2 separate regions of the Homo sapiens genome follow, and region 2 is linked to region 1. The links are chromatin loops, found by intact Hi-C in ENCODE. Cell type or tissue: sigmoid colon. All regions are shown on one strand. Each heading gives the region's core, and the rest is flanking DNA. Links, peaks and the distances in the headings are about the cores only.

Region 1 (8,616 bases), core at 483-8,482:
TTAATTTTTAGAAATTGCTTTTGTATTAATTCCCTAGGTTGCCTTAATGAATTACCACACCCTTGGTTTAAAACAACAGAGGTGCAGGGTCGGGGGTGGTGACTCACGCCTGTAATCACAGCACTTTGGGAGGCTGAGATGGGCGAATCACCTGAGGTTGGGAGTTCGAGACCAGCCTGACCAACATGGAGAAACCCTGTCTCTACTAAAAATACAAAATTAGCCAGGTGTGGTGATGCATGCCTGTAATCTCAGCTACTTGGGAGGCTGAGGCAGGAGAATCTCTTGAACCTGGAGGTGGAGGTTGCGGTGAGCCGAGATCACGCCATTGCACTCCAGCCTGGCCAACAAGAGTGAAACTCTGTCTCAAAAAAAAAAAAAAAAAAAAAAAAAAAAAAAGCATATTCTCTCACAGTTGCTTCAGGCCAGAAGTCCAAAATAAAAATGTGAGCAGGGCTGTGCTTTCTCTGACAGCTCCAGCATAGAATTATTCCTTTCTTCCTTCCTCCGTCTTCTGGTGGCTCCGAGAGCTCCTTGGCTTACGGCAGAATAACTAGAATCTCTGTTTCAGTCTTTACATGGCCTTCTTATCTGTCTCTCTTCTGTTTGTCTCTCATAAGGACATGTGCCGTTAAACACAGGGCCCACCCTGCCAGAATGGCCTTATCTTGTGACCTTTAACTAAATTACATCTGCAAAGATCATTTTGCTAAATAAGGTCACATTCACAGATTCAAGTGGTTAGGCTGTGGATACATCTTTTTTGAGAAACACAAATCAAACCACTACAGCTCAGAAAATGGATAATAAACTGAGTTGGAAAAATGAACTTTTCTAGTGAAGTTTTACTAAATTGGTGGAATTAGGGTAAGTAGAAAATAATTTTTAAAAATCTGGTTATATTTCAGTATATATAATAATTTTAACAAAGCTAACAATCTACTAAGTGAATTATAATAGTGAAATGAGAACGGTGTCCTACAAATTTGAAAGCAATCTCTTTTTTTTCTTTTTTTTTTTTCCTTAGGGATACTTTTTAGCAAATATTTTTTCTTTTTTGAGACAAGATCTCAATCTGTCACCCAGGCTGGAATGCCGTGGCGTGATCCTGGCTTACTGCAGCCTTGACCTCCTGGGTTTAAGAGATCTTCCTGCTTCAGTCTCCCAAGTAGCTGAAACTACAGGTTCATGCCATTACACCCGACTAATTTTTGTATATTTTGTACAGTTGGGGTTTTGCCAAGTTGGCCAGGCTGATCTCGAACTCCTGAGCTCAGGCAGTCTGCCTGCCTTGGCCTCCCAAAGTGTTATGATTACAGGTATGGGCCACTGTGTCTGGCCGCAAAAACTTTCATCACAGGTAAAATCAATTAGAGTTGAAACCTTTTGAATAAAATAATCACAAATAAGTTTAGTTTTAATTATAAAATATAATGCATATATTTTAAAATTAAATGAGAAAGTCCATAGTTAAGTAATTAAAACTCACCTGAATTCATTTGGAGAATTGCTCATTTCAACACAAATTTCTATAGGTTAATATTATTTCCTATACTGGCAGAAGTTCCCATTTTGATGAGATTAAGAGGGGATAAGAGAACATTAAGTTCTTAAATCTTGACTTACAATATCACAGATATATCAGAATATCAGTAATTTCACAGTGTTGGCTAATTAAACTAAAATTGATTGCCTTTTATATTATAACATAATTCACACAAGCAACTTGAAGTCTTTCAATGCCTACATATGTAAGTTAAGTTTTGGTCTAAAGAATTCTCAGCCACTCTCAGAGTAAATCAGTAGACGATCATAATGTGCTTTTAATTATATCCATTAATATTCATTTGGAAAAAGTATATCATAGTTTCTATTTCAAGAACAAAAGCTGGAACATTAAATCTTGCTTTTGTTTAGAACATTCAGTTGAAGATTAATCTTTTCAAGACCTTTTCTCTGAGGAGATCATTGTGCTTTAATAATTCTGTTACTGAAATGTAACAGATTTGCTCTATTGAATTATGGACCAGTTCTCTAGGGAGTGTCCTATTTAGACCAAAGGTGAGTGATTTTAACTTGGTTTAATAATTTGCTTCATCATTTTCCTGAGACTACATGAGCATGGGGAATTAACCAAAGGATATGATCGAAACAATAACCAACATGGAGTGTCCATGGTTTAATAGCCACAGGCAAAATCACGGGACCCCCAGTCCTGACATCCACCCATCAATAATGTGTGCATGCTTTTATTTAACTCTTACTATGTGCCAGCCACTGTCAGCACCCTACATGCATTAAGTGTTGCAATATTCATAACAGCTCTATCATTTTCATGTCCATTTTATAGATGGGAAAACTGAGTAGAGAGAATAAATAACGTACAGTGAGAAAGTGACAATGCCAACGAGCTGGTTTGGATTCAGGCTCCTTTCAATCCGTTTATGAAATCTCAGAAGGTTTCTCACGTTACCTCCTCAAAAGTCAGACTTGCTTTTTAGGAGCCTCCTGGGGTCTGTCTCTGTGGAGGCCCCCTAAAGGAGACCTCCTGGAGTCTCTGGGACTCTGTGTAGTCTCCCTCATGGAGACTAGGAGGCTGCATTTTGTCAGTGTTCCCGGCGTGGCTACTTCTCCTGTTGTCTTGAGACAGAGGCAGTCAAGGTGGGACTTCTGCTTTACCCCAGCGTCCTTGGCCACTAGCAGAATACCTTCTCCTCATTCCAGTTACATTCACTTACTGAGACATAGTGTATCTTGTGCTCTAGTTTCTACCCAGCTTTTGTTGTATAACGTTTTCCTTTGGCCCCACAAGTGCTCTTAGACCCATCACTCCGGGAATAAAGGACAGTCAGTCACAATGGAGATAACAGGGGGGCAGTAAATAGTGTAGTGAAGTGTGGGGGAGTGAGAGGAAGGGTGGGATGGTGGAGTGAGACGTAGAGAAGTCAGGGTGAAAGTGGAGCAAGATTAATTATATAATGTGCTCCTCAGTGTGCTAGCTGCTTCACACAGGTAACTAATTTAACCCTAACATTCTGTGAAATAGCTATGCTACATCAGTGGGTATAAATGAAATCACCAAGATCACCTAATAAAGCTAGAAAAAGGCATAGCAAAGTTCCTGACAATTTTATGGGTCTGGCTGAATTCTGTAAGTTCAGAATTTGAATATATAAAAACAACAACATATTGCTCTGATAAAGTGATCCATAGACTATCTGTTTAGGAAGAATGGTGTGAGAAACATTAAATAAAAATGAAGATAATTATAATACCATGTGCCAAGTGCAATTATGCTATTGGGTTAGGTCTAGGTGTGAAGGTTGACTGAGCTTTCTTTGTTGGGGGGATAAAGCAGATCACATTTAACAGTTTTATTCTAACATTGCTTTTTACTTAATATTACATCACAAACATTTTCCATGAAAGTATTTATTTGAAAATGCCATTTACATAGCTGCGAAAACTTCTCTCTCTCTCTCTCTTTTTTTGAGACAGTGTCACCTGGCTCTGTTGCTCAGGCTGGAGTGCTGTGGTGGAATCTCGGCTCACTACACTCTCCGCCTCCTGGGTCCAAGTGATTCTCCTGCCTCGGCCTCCCAAGTAGCTGGGATTACAGGCATGCGCCGCCACACCTGGGTAATTTTTTGTATTTTTAGTAGAGACAGGGTTTCACCATGTTGGTGAGGCTAGTCTCAAGCTCCCAATCTCAAGTGATCGGCCCGCCTTGGCCTCCCAAAGTGCTAGGATTACAGGCATGAGCCACCATGCCTGGCCACTGCAAAACATTCTTAGAGTTTTAAGTTTTCTGTTTTTTTCTATTATAAATAATATTTACAAAATGTTAGATCAACTTTTTCACGACTTCATTTTTAGAAATGGAGTTGACAAATACAGGAATATGAATTTTCTAAGGTATTTAATACATTATGCCAAAAGCTTCCAGAAAGTATGTCAATTTACAACCCCAGGAGTAGTAGCCGGATAACAAAAAGTAGCATAGGCCAAGCCAAAGAAGGGTGGGAGAATATGGTTAAGTTTGGGGAAAGGGAATGGAGAAGTAGAGACCAAAGAAGTGGGTAGGATCCAGATGATGAAGGGTGCAGAGAAACAAGAGAATAGATACTAAGCAGTCCCAGGTTTCAGCCTTGGGTTAACAGGAGGGAAATCGGATGAAAGGAGGAGGTCTTTTGGGAGAAAAACAATGAGCTCAGTTTTGAATATATTAATTATAAATTATGTATGGCACATCCAAATGGATATTTTAGATTTTCTTATCTAGGACTCAAGAGGTCAGGCCTTCAGATGTAGATTATTAAATATTAGATTGAAAACTGGCCAGGCACAGTGGCTCACACCTGTAATCCCAGCACTTTGGGAGGCCAAAGCGGGTGGATCATTTGAGGTCAGGAGTTCTAGACCAGCCTGACCAACATGGTGAAACCCTGTCTCTACTAAAAATACAAAAAAAAAAATTAGCTGGGCATGGTGGTGCACGCCTGTAGTCCCAGCTACTTGGGAGGCTGAGGCAGGAGAATGGCATGAACCCGGGAGGCAGAGGTTGCAGTGAGCTGAAATCATGCCACTTCACTCCAGCCTGGGTGACAGAGCAAGACTCCATCTCAAAAAAGAAAAAAAGAAAACTAATTGATCTCTCAAACTACATTATAGGGAAAATAAAAGATCACAGAGTGTTGGAAACAACAATATTAAGAAGAAGTCTTATAATCTAGCTGCTCCAAACTAAAAATTTTTGAAATATAAATAGCTGTAATTTTGTGATAACTAGTACTAATCATATAATCACATAATGGTTCTGAATTTGTAGAGCAATAACTCCCATTTTCCGATTGACTCGTGTATACATATCAAATGAATTTAAAACGCTGTGAAAGACACCCAATAATTTTGATTTTAAAATATATATTTGGGATTTAAGAAATTCAATTTTGCTCTAAAACAGAAAAATTTATAATAAATTAGAATAGTAACATGATACATCATTTCAAGTACTAGGAATTTGGGGTAATTACCAATTTTTGAGAAATTAGTATAATTTTGCTATTCTCTAGCCAGCAGACAATCATAAAAAAGCTCCCCCCTCCCTCCCCAGCCCCACCCGCTTGCTACAAGACACTTTCTCTTCTGGAAGAGCCCATCTGAATGATGTAGATTTGTATACTTTGCCACCTTGTGGTCATTTTAGTTATTTGCATGACTCCATCTGTGTTGTGGCCTAAAGATGTTCCTGTTAAAATGGCTCCATGTTCTTATATACAGTATTTAATTAACAACAATACCAGCAAAACTATATTAGAATAAACTTGAACAACAGTGACAAAAAGTTGATGATGGCCAAGATGAATGCCTATCTGATGGCTTTATTATGGGCTGATGTATCTGCTTGACACCCTTTTCTGAACCGTTCTTAAGTATTTTTTCCACATATTGCTATAGTCATTATTTTGACACTGAATAAATGTCAGTAACAATAAGAAAAAGGCATAATCTCCTTTTGAAATTCACTAAGGTTTTTTTTTTTCACTACAGGTTTTAAATAGAAAAGCTCATGGCTTCATATATATGTAGCATATTGTTAATAAATTAAGAGAATATTCTGCAAAACTCAAACTAAAGCATCAATGAACACTTAGGTTAATCTGTAGTTTCCATGTTTTCTGATTCAATCCATATGAAACAAATGTGTAGGGGAAATGCATTTTTGAAATATTTCTAGTGGTACAGTGGCCATTGCCAGATAACTAATGTGGACAGATGCATTTTTAAAAGGTTTGGGCTACTTGCAAGATAATAATTACTGCATGTTTTATATATTTTTGTTCCATTTTCTGATTGTTTTTCACAAGATATTTAATATTTTCTTTCTCTTTCTTTCTGTCTCCTTCCTTCCTACCTTCCACTGTTTCTTTCCCTTTCTCTTTCTTTTTTGAGAGCTTCTCGCTCTGTCGCCTAGGCTGAAGTGCAGTGGTGCCATCATAGCCCACGGCAGCCTTGACCTCCTGGGCTCAACTAATCCTCCTGCATTACCCTTCTGAGTAGTTGGGATGATAGGCATGCATCACAATGCTTGGATATTTTATTTATTTATTTTTTTATGTTTTGCAGAGATTGAGGTCTTGTTTTGTTACCCAGTCTCATCTCTAACTTCTGACTTCAAGTGATCCTCCCACCTCTGCCTCCCAAAATGGCTGGGATTACAGGTATGAGTCATCATGCTGGCCCGATATTTTCTATATTTGAAAATCTACAAAATATTCAAGCATTTGTCTTAAAAGCTACTCAAAGAGCATCATCTTGGTTTTATTGGTCTTTCTAAAGTATAAATAGAGAGGTTTTCACAATTCGAAGTCAATAGTTCCTTGTATCTTAAGGAAATAAAGTGGGTTTTGAATAAGAGTTTCATAGTCAGGTCATTCTTTTTTTTTTTTTTTTTGAGGCAGAGTTTCGCTCTTGTTGCCTAGGCTGGAGTGCAATGGTGCAAGCTGGGCTCACTGCAACCTCTGCCTCCTGGGTTCAAGAGATTCTCCTGCCTCAGCCTCCTGAGTAGCTGGGATTATAGGCACCCACCACCACACCCAGCTAATTTTTTGTATTTTTGGTAGAAATGGGGTTTCACCTTGTTGGCCAGGCTGGTCTCGAACTCCTGACCTCAGGTGATCCATCCCAAAGTGCTAGGATTACAGACATGAGCCACTGCTCCCAGCCAGTCAGATCATTCTTAAGCTGAATTTTTTTTCTCACAATACAGGCAATATTAAAATTTAGTAAGATGAACTGCTGTACTTAATTTTTTTTTTTACTTTTTATTCATTATAAAAACTGCTTACACTTTGGACTCATTTAAGCTTTGGTAACAGGATTGAAATAAAATATATTTACTCGTGTTATTCAGTTGAAAGGACTTGCCTTAAAGTTACACCAGTAGGCAGGGCACAGTGGCACATGCCTGTAATCCCAGCACTTTGGGAGGCTGAGGCAGGCAGATCACCAGAGGTCAGGAGTTCAAGACCAGCCTGGCCAACATGGTGAAACCCCATCTCTACTAAAAATACACAAATTAGCTGGGTGTGGTGGCAGGCGCCTGTAGTCCCACTACTTGGGAGGCTGAGGCAGGAGAACCGCTTGAACCCGGGAGGTGGAGGTTTCAGTGAGCCGAGATCACGCCACCGCACTCTAGTCTGGGCAACGAAGAGTGAAACTCTGTCTCAAAAAAAAAAAAAAACCAAAAAAAAGTTACACCAGTAGTATGGAGCCATGCACAACTCTTGAAAACACACAGCCTTGCCTACAAAAGTTAAATATGGGGAGAGAGATTGTCGTTTGCTTGCTATTACTAGAAAACCAATCCAAATTACAGGTGCTAACAACATTAGGTCCATAGCACCTATTATAAATGATAGGCTCTCAAGAATTACTTTGGTTCAGGTGTCCAGTAAAGACCGAATTGCCATCAGAATCATCAAGTAGCCAAGATATATGGGCTTTTGCCCCTTATTTGTTTCCAATTACCCCCAGGCTTTAATTGGAATGGGGAGAGAGAGTTCTTCTTAGAGGACAGATTGTCTTCTGCTACATATTGGAAACAAATTTTAGTATCTTGTTTAACTCTGTATTGGGGAGGAAGGATTTTTCCTTATAGAATAAGGAGGCTTTACTTATGCAGTGAAGATGGCCATAATGGGAATACATTGAAAAACATAAGGATAAAAAGGGATAAAAGGAATCAGTTTTATTCACATACCGGGCATATTTTATGCAAAAATAGTAGCTTCATTCACACGTAAGTCACATTACATATGATATAAGAAATACTTTTAATTCAAAAAATATCGTGGTTCATATGACAGCTGGATTTAAATCCCAGCTGGACTGCTTTCTATCCAGACAAGTTATTAAATCTCTTCAAGTCTCAGCTTTGTCATATGTAATATAAAAATAATGATAAATTACCTCGAGTGAACTCATAAATACACAGATGTATTAGTCAGGATAGGATAGACTGTGCCATGGTAACAAATAAAACCCAAAGTCTCAGTGGCTTAACACAAAAAAGCATTATCCCATTATCCTTTCAAAATTCCAAAATCCTTTCAGGCTTTACACACACATGTTTATATAAATTTAAATGATTACACAGGTTTTCAATAAATGCTGTTTTCTTCTCCTTTGAGATTCTACTCATTTCTCTTCCACTCAAGTAAACATGCAATTTGGGAACAAGAATGACACTGTAGAAATAAACTTTTCTGTTCTAATTTCTTTGAAATGTAAACCATTTACCCATGTAAGTAATCATTGGCAACAGATCACTAGTGATACAACTTTGACCTATGTCCGTGAGCCGGTGTGTTTAGATTCAGAGAATGAGAACCCCTTACTCTGCAGAACTTGCCAGAAGAGTTAGGCAGTGCTGGAAAAAGCCATTTAATTTGCACTATATTTCCCCAGCTAGCCATGTTGCTACCTTAATGTTACATGACAAAGTGGTGTATGTGAATTTTCATTGTTTCCTAATGATATTTGTATATGCAGTAAGTCAAATTACAGCATTCAATAAATCCTACGTTCTTGTTCAAAACAAATTATAGTGCACAC
Region 2 (8,616 bases), core at 134-8,133, 660 kb before region 1:
GAATAAATACTCATGGCCAGGTTTGGGCCTGTGATAGATACAGGAGCATTAGGCAACTTAAGCCCTTGCACAGGGGCCAATTATCCATCCATTTTAAGCTCATAAAGAACATCCGTGGCTACTCAGGAGGCTGAGGAATGAGAATTGCTTGAGCCTGGGAGGCGGAGGTTGCAGTGAGGTGAGATCGCACCACTGCACTCCAGCCTGGGTGACAGAGCAAGACTCTGTCTCAAAAAACAAACAAACACACACAAAAAAACAAAAGAAGACCACTTGCTAGAGGGACCAGTGACTTACGAGTCTACCTCTAATACCTTCTCCATTGAGAACCATATCTACTGGCCATGATTCCTCTTGGGTGTCTGTGCTACCAGTTGAGACCCATGGATATGTTACTGCCTTCTCCTCAGAGCTCTGTTGTCACCTCTCATACCATACTCACCAGTTCACCCCAAAGCAATTCTGTCATGAGATTTACACCTGGCTGCTTTGGCACAGTCATTTTGATGCTAGGAACTTTTTGTCATGGAAACATGGTTTTGACATAATATTTTAGCCTCTGACTTTCAGTGTTTTAAAATACACATTATGTTGACAGTTAAGAGTGTAGTAAAGATCAAGGATATTGATTTTGCATGTTAATTAGTAATGACAAGAAAAATAGTGATCTTACATATTGAAAGTGCCATTTTGATGTCAAAGTAGCTACATCAAAATGATTTTGTCAAAATTGATGCATTAATCACAATGTCAAAAAGTTCTTCTTGGATTGTCCTCTTACTTCATCTTCATCACTCATCTAGGGTATAATGGAAGATCCTATTCCAGAAAACTTCCTAATCTGAAAACGACATGGGCATCCAGCCTCAGCAGCAAACCACATAAATTGGACATCATGTGGCTCTCCTGGTAAGGCACAACAACATGCACGTAGGCCAGAAAGCAGAAACCATCTATCTACTGGGGTCATGGAGGCCATCAAACAATGGCTTGTTCACATTCTTTTTATGAGCATCCAGATTTCCCTGAAAGTGCGACCACTGAGGAGGATCTCAGAGTAGAAGAGAGATCAAAGACAGATGTTATCCATCTTAGATTGCCATCAGGTGTGTGTGCATTTTGAGAAATTAATAAGACCTAGTTTTTGGAAGGAGTGAATGAGCATTCCAGAGGGAAAGACTGTTGTGTGCAAAATATTCCTGTGCAGAGAATGCTAGAAAAGTGAATTTGACTGGAACTTGGGACACGTTCAGGGAGCGAGTGAAAGAAAATGAAATGTAGTTGGAGAAGGGCCTTGAATGTGTGTGGCTACAGAAATGGATGTGATATTGAGAGGCAATAAGAAGCTATTATGACTTTTAACAGGTAAGCTACGTGACAGCAAACTGGTTGAAAGACTACCCAAACTTCTTTGTAAGAGGAACTGGTACAGGAGTGGAACTGGAAGCTAGGAGAGCTGCCCTAGAAGTTTCTCTGCAACCCAGGCATAAGGCAATGAGGATTTAACCTCATCGTAAACTGGTTGCTGAAGTGGAAATAAAGATGCATATTTGAATGAAATAAAGAAGAAGGAATTTGCAAGTCTTGGGGAAAGATTAAATATCAGGAGTTAAAGAAGGATAACTCCAAAACGAATCTAAGATACTCAGCTTAGCTGAAGATTGGCCATGGTGTTGCCATTGATAGTAATGGACAAACTTGGGAAGTATGCCATTTTGAGGGTGAGAATCATGAATCCAAAGTTTACTATTATAGTGTTGATGGGACAACCAAGAAGAACTATTCTGCTATGCGGATAAATGATGGTATGGGCTTGGAAAGAGTTTGAAAAATCACAGTAGAAATGGAAGATTTAAGACCTTTGTGGAAGTGGAATTATGTGATCAAATTATCATGATCACCATCACTGTCATCATGAAGCATTGTGTGAAGATACAGTGGGAGTGAGTAAATGTGTTTGTAAAGTCACAGACATAGATATGGACAAAATCCAAGTTTAGATATAGTCCTCAATAAGGGAAGAGAAGAAATCAGTAAAACCATTGGAAACAATGAGGTATTTGATAAATAGAATTGGCGAATAGAATAGAGAGTGCTTCAAGAAAGGGTTGTAATCAGGGTGTCATGACGAAGCAATGAATTCAAGAAGGGGGAATGGAATCTGATCATCTAGAGAGGCTAACTTCCTTTTGAGAAAGTCATGAGTTTACAGGCATGGTTAAGTAGGGAGTGGCTGCAGAAGTAGAGACTATAATAAAATAAAGTTTAGAAAGGACAGAATCGAAATCAGAGGAACTCAGAGGTCATCTATGATAACCTCCTCTCCATTTCAGGAGTCACGTTCAGGAGCTGCAGCCCTAACAGATACTCACTCTGTCTTGTTGGAAGGACACCGTCTAATTTGTTAGGCGGTTGATTCTATATTGGGAGATTAGCATATTGGGTTAGTGAATTCTCCATTTCATTGAGATAAAAATACAAAAAGATACAACCACGGAAGGAAGAAATTTGCTGGTAGCAGGAAAGTGTGGAGGGTTCAAGTAAAGTTCTTATATTTATTTTAACTAGAAGAGAGGTTTGTGTATAGTTAAAGGAAAAGAAAAAGAAGCATGAAAGAGGAAAGGGTTAAAGAGTAGCAAGGAGGCGGATGGTGAAGCTTCTTTGAGGCCAGAGGCAGGAAGTGATCAGAGACGCAGATGGAAAGGTTATTTTCATTTGATTTATCCACCCACTAACCGGTGTCTGATATAGTGCTTTTAGCATAGCGTGTGTGCAACACAGAGATGTGCTGATTGATTAATTGAGGAGAAGAAAGGTACTTTTGAGATCCAAGAAAAGATAAAGGGGGGGATTCAGAAAAGGATCTGGGATCTAACGAGTGACACAAATCCCGTGAGCTGAGGAGCAAGACAAATTCAGAAGCTTCACTTTTGGCCACTATAAGGAAAATGGCTGCTGTTTTAGTCAATTTTAAAGATAATGATTTTTTTAAGCCATCTGACTCCTTTGTGCCTTCTATCAGAATTGAAGTAATAGGCAAGTCATTCAGATAAAACTGTCCCTCCTGGAGGAAGAGACATGCCAAGAGAACCTTGGCCAGATGGGAGCTGTAGAAAGGGGCTCAGAGGGGCATTTTGCTTGCCCAGTCAGTTTGGATTTAAACCAGGTGCCTCCAGGGTAGGCCAGAGCTTTGCCAGTCAAGAGCAGGGGTGTAAGCTGCCATTGTGTGAAAACAAGTTAAGTTGCTTGGTTCCAGGGAATGTGGTCCAAGTGTCATAAATGCATCTGTTTAATAATGCATATCAGTAGCTCTTCCAGAATTTGGGTGCCTTGAGCTGCCTTTGTTTCCTCATTTCCAGAAAAATGAACAAGTCCGTGTCTTGACAAAAGCACTAGATGGCAGCATAGGACATCTATTCAACTGTCTCTCTCCACAGGCTGCTGGAATTTTGACAGATACAAAACGGTACCTGTGGTTTTGTGTATAAAACTGGTATAACTGTTTGTACATTTAAAAAATGTAACAATAAATTAAACATAAGGGAAAAGGGTTGCTAATAAATACAGTGTTAGACTGCATTTTTGTATACCAGGTGACAAGCCTGGGCATTCAAACCTGATTTGTGTAGGGGATGGGCAGGATGGGAAGCGAGTTGAAAGAGTTGCAAAATGTACACGCTGGGTGGTTATAGCTTCCTTGAGGGTTGTTGTTGATTTACCCATATGTCTGTGTGCATTCCATAGAGGTGAAAATTTAGGGAAGTGAGGGGTACGATATGTCTGAAAGTCTGGATACAAGGGACTTTGGAAGAAAGCAGCATTCTGTGATTCTCTGACTCACTGTTTTGATGGGTGGAAGGTGAAAGTGTGAGCTCATTATATGTGCTTTTCTTAAAGAGGCAAATAATGCCTCCCCATTTTCTTACTCATCATTTAGAAAGTGGGCCTATGAAGCCTGCACACATTGTAGCCTATAGGACTAGGCTCAGTATATACTATCATCTTTTCTCTTTAGTCTGGATTGATTCACTTCCTTGGTTAGAGCAACTGCTACCTGAGACACTAAGGGCATAGGTTTGATTCCAGTCAGAGTCAGTTGGTATGCTACAGAAAAGAAGAAAACAAACAAAAAAAAAAATCCCAGGATCGCACACGGAAAATCCACTTAACCAGCTCTACAAAGATTCTTCACCACTTCTAGAAAAGTAATTCAAAGCACACATCCTGTCAATATATATGGTCAGAAGCATTATCTTTTTATTCATTCTTTCATTGAACAAACATTTGTCATCTACTATGTGCCAAGCATTGTGCTGGGTAATGAAAGAGATCTAAAAAAACACAAAACCAAACCAAAACAAAAATAACCCAAACACTATGTAACATAATACACATCTCCTTTATTACAAAGATGATGTTAATAATAATAACTATTGGTATAATGGTTTATAGTTCCTGACACACTTTCATCCACAATATCTTATTTGGTTCTTACAATGATCCTGCCATTTGGATTTTTTTGCAGGTGAGGAACTGAGATTTAGAAATTATTAATAATTTGCCTAGATCATAGTCAATTAGTGGTATTTCCAGCACTCAAAACTAGTATTTTGATTCTAATTCCTAAACTTTTTTTACTATACCATACAATTATAAAGAAAATGCTTCATATTTTATACCATTTCAAGCTCTTTTCTGAAAACATTTTGGTCTCAGGAATCTGGGAAATTTAGATCAAAGGTTTGAATTCAAGTGCTATGTGATTATTTATCTGGTAAATACAGTTTAGAAATAAAGAAGTTTTCCACTAACTGTAGAATAAAAACCTGTAATGTGCCAAGGAAGAAAATTTCACTTTGATTTATTCTTATTTTGTTTCTTGTTTGTAAATAGGGCAAATATCATATATAAGAATGCTACTGAAACAGCATTTGTCCTACTATATATATAGAGAGAGTGTATATGGACAGAGAGTGACAGAATACAAATTTCTTATGGCGAAGGAAGGGCTGTTTTCCAGATATTTCTTTACTTCATATGCCTAAATGTCTCTCATTTCACTCATTGTTTTTCCTGGGTTTCTGTGTTTTGCTCCAAATCATATACCCACCACAGTGCAAACTGCCTGGCACGTAGAGGCTTTTCATTTAGTTGTTGAATGAATGGAGTAAAGAAAAGCAGAGTCCATCTATTAACCTCATTTGGTCCAGCCCCAGCCAACCTTCTGCCTCATTCCAGGGGATCTCTCAATTTTAAGAGCAGAACTTACCTCAAATCCTATCTATAAAACAAGACTGTCCCTAACCTTCGCTTATAGTGTATAGTCTATTGCTGTACAATTTAGCACCTGTTTTTAGGTTTTCTTGTATTCTCTGGTTGTTTCACGTGGGCAAGTAACGTTTCCCAACCAGAGCATCAGGTCTAGGAGGGCAGTGCTTGTCATCACATAATATCCGTTTACTTGCATCTCACAACATGTCTATTTAAATCTGTAAATTCTGTGTAGTCACGCCTTTCTCTGGTGGCACATTCCAGTCTAATTCCATCTGCAGGCACTTGAGCATGAGCAGGGAGGTGGAGATGCTATCTTTTGGGAGGTGCTGCACCAGGTGAAATCATCCTATTTCAATGCGGGCATTCAAAGCCAACAAAGACGCCGTGTTGCTTTATTCCCAGGGGCTGCTGATTGCCCATTTTAGTGATCTGAGTCCATCATCTCGTTCTTAGCTGGTCACAAAGGGCTAGTTGTAAACAACCACTGTCCAAATTGATCATATTACCCAGGAGATGAGCAACCACCAGGTATAATCTCAGTTGGTGTCTGGAAGGCTTATAGCATAGGCTGTGATGTAAATCAGAAGCAAAGACCATAAAAAAGTAGGTTGATTTCCTCTTACTTAGCATTCAGTGGAATGAATCATTTAAATGCTTAGTGATTTTTTTAAACTAGCGTTCAACATAGAGATTAATGAGGTTTTTTTCCCTTCTCTGCTTTCTGTGTACATAAGCCCACAGTTGGCTTATCCATAGGCAATATGTTACCATCTATATGATAGGATTTGAAGTATACTACAAAGTCCTTAGACTTTTCCCTTACTGGCCTACTATAGTACAATCATTAGAATCATTTATTTTGGATAAGGCATTGTCTCTAGAAAAAGTCTATAAAAATGGCTATTACCTGCCAGAGACATTATTAACAAGGAATAATTCATTAGGTTGCTTAATTTTCACTCAACATTGGCACCACTGCTATCCCCCAAGCTCCCCAGAATAAGTAAGAGGGCAGAAATGGAAAAATCACTCTGAGGTAGAAATTTCTAAAACTGTCTTTATTCAGTTTATAATTAAAGTTAGAGTCAATGGAAATTTGGAACCAACCAAAAGGAAAATTTAAATCTTGTTGTGAGAATATTTTAAATACTAATGTTCCCCCTGCTATGTTGGTGTTACAATTCTCAATAGGAAATGATTCAGAATTCCTTCTAAGCCTTTATGTGGGGCCACAAGAATGTGGAAATACTTCTGCTTTCCTCAAGGACAAGAGACTAAGAGATCAAAGTCCAAAGTCAATCATAAGAGACCAGAGATCCAGGCCAAGTGTTGGAGCTTTCTGCTCAGGGATGCAAGAGCTGCATGGCTTATTCTAGGCATGGGGTGTCCAAGTTCTGTCTTTCCTGCCCTCTATGTTTCCTTTGTAAATCTTAGGGACCTTTTTGAATCTCAAATTCGAACAGATGACAAAAGCCTCTCTTCAAATGAGCCCGTAGGGGTGTGAGTGTGAGTGTGTGTGCACATGCCCTCAGGAAAGGGGCAAAGGAAGTCTCTCACAGACTGAGATTAAACCTGACAGTGCAAATTAATTTTACTGCACAAAGATTGTGCCTGAAGCCCACACTTACATTTAGTGCCTGCTTTCATAAATGAAGAAAATAGTTTGAGAAAGAGGTGAAACGATCAAAAGCACATTGTTATTATTATTATTTTTTAATCTTATGGAGTGATGGAGAAGAGAGAAAGGGCAGGATCCCAGTTCCACATTCTCAAGCATTATCCCACTAGATTGGTCTGAGGTTTGAGGTACAGCTTCGCTTGGTCTCAGGTCTGATTAGCCCATTATGAAACTACTGGTTCGTGGTTCTTCTATCAATGTCCCAAACCCCTCTATAGCTGCTCTTGCCTTTAAGGTTTGGCCTTTCTCACTTTGATGACTCACCTCTTGCTCTGTCAGAGGTTCAGGGAAATACATGCTTTCATGGGACTATTCCAGGGAGAGCACACAGCAACACAGAGTGGGAATGAAGTGCGGCCCTGCAGCCTGGTTCCTGGTTCCAGTGTCCCATCTTCTTATGGTCTTTAGTCTTTGTGATGTATACCTGTATGTTATCATTTCGTATTTGTGATACCAGCTCTGGAAAACCTGATCATTTCTTTGCAGGCACCACATCTATAGAATTAATAGATCTGTGGGCCTAATTAAGAAGAGAATCTCTAAGGCACCAGATCTCTTAGCAACTCAGGCTAAACTACTTCAGTTGCCAAATAATCAGTTTTGCATTTAGCAATGTGCTTGAAGTTGAACTGTTTTAGGGAGAAGAATGAGAATCAAAGGATTCTGTGTGTTTTTGTGTATATGGTATCATAGCGGTGGTGGTGGTGGTGGTGGGGTGTGTGTGTGTGTGTGTGTCTCCGTGTGTCTGTGTATGTATGTGTGGATAGTGAATCTTGTATTTCCACAGCTTAGTCAAATTAATAGGAATAATACTATCATACGGTTTTAGGCAAGTTGTTCACTTACGTTATTGGCATTTTCAAGTATCTGTAGCTGGGCCAAATGAAAACTGGACTAAACTGTACATTCAGTTACTTTACTCTCTATTTAGTTCTACCAGACAGCTCAAATGTCAACAGATCAGTATGTGGTACTGACAAGACAGCATAAGGTTCTAGAAAGGGCTCAGGCTTTGGGGACTAGTGTTCTGGCCTTGGCATACTGTCCAACCTGTGCAACACCTCAGATGATTGTTAGGAGGAAGAACCTAGGTGTACCAAGGAAAGCGCCCAGCATGTGGCCTATCATCTAGCAGGTTTCAACAAATGGACCGTCTCTTTCTACCTGGCATATTGAGCAAATTGTCCTTACTTTAGAAGCCACAATATGACTCCCTTTTTGTCATTCTCCCCCCAAAACCTTATTTTCCAAATAAATTTAAGACATAGTAACAAGATACCTATTGCTATGGTTTGAATGTCCCCTCCACAACTCATGTTGAAATGTAATTGCCATTGTGACAATATTAAAAAGGGAACTGTTAAGATGTAATTAGCCTGTGAGAGCTCTGTCCTCATGGATGGATTAAAGCTGTTATCATGGGAGTGGGTTCCTGATAAAAGCAAGCTCAGCCCTATCTTTCTCTCTCTTGTTCTTTTCTGCTCTCTTGCCATGTGATGCCTTCTGCCATGAAATGATGCAGTAAGAAGACCTTCCCCAGATGCAGCCCCCCCATCTTAGACTTCCTAGCCTCCAGAACCATGAGCCAAATGCATTTCTTTTGAAAATAATTTACCTAGTTTCTGGTATATTGTTATAGCAACACAAAATGGACTAAGACACTA

What was found. Peaks named below come from ENCODE experiments on the same cell type or tissue, not always from the same donor. Only the 100,000 strongest peaks of a DNase experiment are listed, where the experiment ranks them.
Region 2: it touches region 1 in a loop (5-fold over the local background); 73 of 110 quality-filtered maps call a loop at or near these places.

The regions. Positions count from the first base shown.
Region 1 is chr14:29,545,631-29,554,246 of GRCh38, reverse strand. No RefSeq gene overlaps it. Among named protein-coding and RNA genes, the nearest start is that of PRKD1, 380 kb to the left of the region's middle. In sigmoid colon, for the core only: CTCF peaks have their summits at 5,013 and 5,215 (motif pointing left); no DNase peak of the experiment used is centred there.
Region 2 is chr14:30,209,439-30,218,054 of GRCh38, reverse strand. No RefSeq gene overlaps it. Among named protein-coding and RNA genes, the nearest start is that of PRKD1, 290 kb to the right of the region's middle. In sigmoid colon, for the core only: a CTCF peak has its summit at 3,378 (motif pointing right); no DNase peak of the experiment used is centred there.